2 separate regions of the Homo sapiens genome follow, and region 1 is linked to region 2. The links are chromatin loops, found by intact Hi-C in ENCODE. Cell type or tissue: Calu3. All regions are shown on one strand.

The links. Hi-C counts contacts between places; a loop is a spot of excess contacts. Peaks named below come from ENCODE experiments on the same cell type or tissue, not always from the same donor. Only the 100,000 strongest peaks of a DNase experiment are listed, where the experiment ranks them.
Region 1: it touches region 2 in a loop (4-fold over the local background); 5 of 110 quality-filtered maps call a loop at or near these places.

What each region holds. Positions count from the first base shown.
Region 1 is chr5:74,055,874-74,058,373 of GRCh38, forward strand. All of the region lies in intron 2 of LINC02122 (long intergenic non-protein coding RNA 2122), which reads right to left. Among named protein-coding and RNA genes, the nearest start is that of LINC02122, 46 kb to the right of the region's middle. In Calu3, a CTCF peak has its summit at 1,057 (motif pointing right); a DNase peak (open chromatin) is centred at 1,088.
Region 2 is chr5:74,200,455-74,202,954 of GRCh38, forward strand. No RefSeq gene overlaps it. Among named protein-coding and RNA genes, the nearest start is that of LINC02122, 99 kb to the left of the region's middle. RefSeq lists enhancers at 1,165-1,234, 1,255-1,304. In Calu3, no CTCF peak of the experiment used is centred here; DNase peaks (open chromatin) are centred at 347 and 1,107.

The DNA.
Region 1 (2,500 bases), 140 kb before region 2:
CTCCTTTTCACTTCTCACACAAAGCTGGGAAACCCCTTTCCTATCCTACACCCCTCCTTCCCCCATGCCCCCAGCCGTGCACCCATGTTTATTGTTTCAACACATCAGACCATAAATAAGTTTCCAGAGGGAGAGAATATTGGAGGACAAGGGAAGTTCTATTCTTCTGGAAAACATGAGCTGTGCCTCTATAAACACTACCTCCCAGACAGGCTGAAGAGAAGCATCCCCTCAGATGGGGGTTTACTGTGAGATGATGAACTGGTTTTTTGAGCCACTTTTTCCCCTTTCTCAGCATCTCTGGTACTATGTGCCAAGCTGTTCTCGAACCCATGCAGTCTAGAAACCCGGAGGGACTTTCTCAGGTTAAGGGGAACATTCATCTGCCCACCTCTGTGTAGATGGTAGATAGAAGCTCTTGAGGTGTCATGTGGTAGGAACGGTCTTAAGCTGGGTTCACACTTGCCTCAGCAAGTCACACTGCAAAAGGGAAGAGGTAATCACATGTGAGGGGCTTTTGGTTTGTTTGTTTTTTAAGGAAACTCTCCCTCTGGCCTGCTAAACTTCCCAGCTCCTTTTTTATATTATAGCGCAGCTTGCTTATAAATTCTAGGAAAATCTTAAGTCGGCACTTAAAATAATCTTTTTTAAAAAACACACCCACGTGAAGAATTACTGGAAATTAGGATTACATAAGTGTGAAGAATGTTGCTTTTTCCCTCAGAACTGGGAAACTTAATGTTGACAGGCTAAGGGAAACTTTAAAAAGTGAAAAGAGCTACAGTCATCAGTTTATTCCTTGTCAGTAAAGCCCCGAGAAAATGGATTTGATGGAGTGGGCAGAAAGGCAACATAAAGAGTGGCAGGGGCAATGCTGAATGAGAAAGCCATTCCAGGAAGCTAAATCAGCTAAGGAACAGGATGGTTTGGGGGTAATTAAAGGTAGCTACACAACTGGGTTTGCTAATCTGATTGAAAAAATTTTTCTGAAGTATATTTTTCAGTCATTCTGGTAAGTTAGGTCAAGTAAGTTTTTCTTCTCTCTGAGCAGTAGAGACTGTGATGGCCTCTCCACCAGAGGGCTGCCTTCCAGTAAGTTCCTGGGGAGTACCTTGGAGGTATGAGTCTTGGCCTGTGTTGGCATTTCTGTGTTGTAATTACACAGAATGGGCAGAATGGGAAACCTAATAAAGTGCTGGGACCATTGAAATAAAGAATAAGACTAAAGTTAGAAACTTCTGTTTATCTAATGTTATCATAAAGAAAGCAGAGAGATAAACTCCAAACTTAGAAAAGAGATTTCCAATACATAAACCAACAAGAGTTTAGTATCGAGAATAAAGGATAAAGGTAGGAAATCAATGAGAGAAATATAGCCCAGGAAAAAATCTGGGTAAATGACAGAAATAGACACCTTAGGGTAAAGGAAATGCAAGTGATTAACATATACTTGAAAAATGTATATATAACTGATTAGTAGGCAGGAAATGCAAATTAAAACCCAAATGAGATCCTATTTTGCATCTAAGAGATTGGGAAACAATTGGGAAGTTTGATAATATCTAGTGCTGATGAGGATACAGACAAAGGAATTTCTTATCTGCTCTGGAGCATGTGTATGCATTGGTTCTACAACACCGGGAAATGATTTGGCATTATTAACTAACCCATAACTCTATTGCCGGACATATCCCTTAGGTAACTCCTGGCACATCTACAAGAATGGTCATTTAACACACTAAGACCAAAAATACTATCTGAACAGTTCAAAGGCCATTAATAAGCAAGTCTGTGAATACATTGTGACACTGGAGTACTATACAGCATGAAAAATGAATGAGTTAGGACTATGCACATTATGTAGAATCTCACAAATAATACTGTGGGAAAAATTTTTTTACAAGATTTCATACAGTATGATGCCATTTTCCTAAGCCTAAATCAAACAACTTAAATAATATCTTACTTAAAGATACAGTAGATTCTCATTATTTGTAGTGGTTATATTCTATGAAGTTGCTGCAAACACTGAATTAGCAAAATACTGAAATCTACAACTATATCTCTGTCTATATTTATAAACGCACAGAGTTGGCCCTCTGTATCCATGAGTTCCACATCCCCAGGTTGTACAATCTACAGATTCAACCAACTGAGGACTGAAAATATTTTTAAAAAGTAAAAAATACAACATAAAAGTACATATTTTAAAATACAACTATTTACATAGCACTTGTGTTGTATTAGGTATTATAAGTAACCTAGAGATGATTTAAAGTATATAAAAGCACATGCATAGGTTATATGTAACCACACCACTTTTATACCAGGGACTTAGTCATCTGTGGGGAAGTCCTGGAAGCAATCCTCCATGGATACGGGGAACGAGGGATGACTATACGTGCTCGCATATATCTCACATAGATTATAATCTTAAATCTTAAAAACAGCTCTTCCTGGTAGGTTCTATTTTCCTTATTTTACAAAAAAGAAGATGAGG
Region 2 (2,500 bases):
AAAAAACAATCATTTAATAATAACAATAGATGCCCTAAGAAATAAAGCAGGGAAGGGCCTGACAATACAGCTGCAACACACAGAATTAGGAGTGATTAGTAGGAACAAAGGAAGGGCCAGTTAATGTTTTGGGCAAACAGGGTGACTTGACAGGTGCAGCATGTGCTCTGTACATACAGTGGTGGCGAGGGTTAAGAGTGGCCTCCACACAGCATCAGGTTTAGTCATGTAAGATGTGCTTCCAGGACTAATTGACATTTGCTATTATATCCTTTGGCAACAGTGCTCCCTTTGTTAATGTCCTTGAAGGAAATAGAAAACCTTCTGGTTTTGATTTTGCTTCATTGACCCTTCTTTGACCTGCATCTGGTCCTGGCAAGGTGGTGTGTATCTCAGATGCACTTTAGAAGTCATGACCTGAGACTAAACTTAATCCTGGTGGAAAGAGGGGAAGGAAAGTCATGCTGCGGGTTTGTGACCTTTATGTCAATGGCTAGGGGGACAGAGGCACCTCAGTGCTACTCTAAACAAAGGGCTCCCTGAGGTCCCATGCATTTGTTCCGTGCCACCGCCTGCTTTGCCCTTGGGAATAAAGCTCTATCCCTATGTTCCTCTGAAGTTCCCCTTTCCATCAGGGATTACCTGACATGCTTTTCCTTGGAGGACAGAAACCCATCTTTGTGGGGGCTCATGCTATAGAGGCTACAACCCTTCAGAGAGCACTTTCCAAAAAGAGAATTCTAGACGGGAGGAGTCCGCTGTATAATCTGCCCCAACACTTGTTTACCTTGACATTTCCTTCTGGGAGATTTCTGCTATTAAAACATGGAGCTTTGTTCCGGGAAAGAGGTCATCTGCTTGCACGGGAACACTTGTCCACGGCGACAGTCAGACAATGTATTCCTCGGATTTTTCTTCTCCCTGCTCGCTCCAAGGCCAGCAAGGGCTGGTTTTCTTGGCTTTTGGCACTGAAGGCAACAAAGCCTGTGGTGTGCTTGCCAGATTCTGCGGCCACAATTGAGCCAAAGCTGTTCTTGAAATGCTCTTTCCACTTGGGCACACGGCCCTCCCACTCCCACTTCCTGTACCCAAGGGAACCTTCTCCTACCACCTGCTCAGCCCAGCCTCTCTTTCCAGCGCCATCTAGCCTGCTCAATGCAGAGGACTTTATCAGGTCATCTCTGACTCATTTCAAATGGTTATTTATACCACCTGCATTTATAATTAACAGCAAAGGGGAGTTCTTCAGGAGTTGAAGTAGCAACCCAAAGCAGATGTTAAAGACCCCAGAGAATAGAGGCTGAGGGCAGCTGACCTAAAAGAATCTCACTGTGTTTAGGAAGAATGAAGTGAGTGAAATGAAGGAGGCTAGGAAAATGAAGACGGCTAGGGAGGAAGCATGAGAGTGGATCCCTATAGCTCTGTGGCTTCAGAAAAAGGAAATGAATCACTTGGATTTGACTACAGATATTGTATATAAGGTGACAAATTCTGAGAGTTTCCTGAATGCAGGGCCATTTGATTCTCATTCTGGGCTCAGCCTCATCTCCCCCATGGGAACCCCAGCCCCAGCAGCCTGTCACCAACCCAGAGGCTCTGAAGACAGTGGCCCTGGGAGAGACAGGACTTCTCTTTTCAAAGTAAACACTGACAAAAACCACTTAAGATGTCCATGGTCAGGAGATGACACTAAGAGTAATTAAAATCAAATTCTGAATCCTCTTCTAGCACTCACATCACAAATCATGGTGCCAGGAAGGGAAATAGACCAAGTAAACAGGCAATGTCAGGGAAAGGCCTGAAAGTAGGCTCTGAAGACAATGTCAGTCTTTAGAGTGATCCAGTCAGGAGGCAGGACAGCGGGGATATTTATACCCCTGCAACAGTAGGTCCTTAGTTGAGGACACCTCCCAGCAAAATGTAAACTTCCAGGTATGTTCCTACTCTGCTAACATATTGGTTCCAGCAGTCATTGATGTCATTTACAGCATGGAAATTCTCTGGCTAAGAGAAACAGAAGCTGGTTGTTGGGATGAGACTAGACAGGTGCTTGCCAATGGTAGAGGGACCCAGGCATGGGTGGAGCACTGACACCAAGAGCTGTCCCAGATGTCCTCAGGTCCAAAGCTCGTGCTTCCCCACTGGCACATGCCCTTGCCACAGACACGGCTAGAAGGCTATAGGCGTTCTGCATTCACAGGCTGCCATCCTGGAGGCAGGGTTGGTGGGGGCAGGGCCTATTTATAATGCCATCTCAGGGGACAAAGAAGGGGCAAAAACCCATTGTTCTTATGCCGCACAGTCACAGAAAGCCTCAACTTTTAAGCTTGTGGGTATAGCAGAGATAAAATTAGAGGATGGAAAGATGTCACCATTCAATTTTAAATTCCCAGACCCAGACTGTCTCTAAGGCACTATAAATTAATATTTTCTACATTTCCTAAAATTATCTTGTAATTAGCCCATTTATATTGTGTGACACTTCCTTCTGTGATGGGCC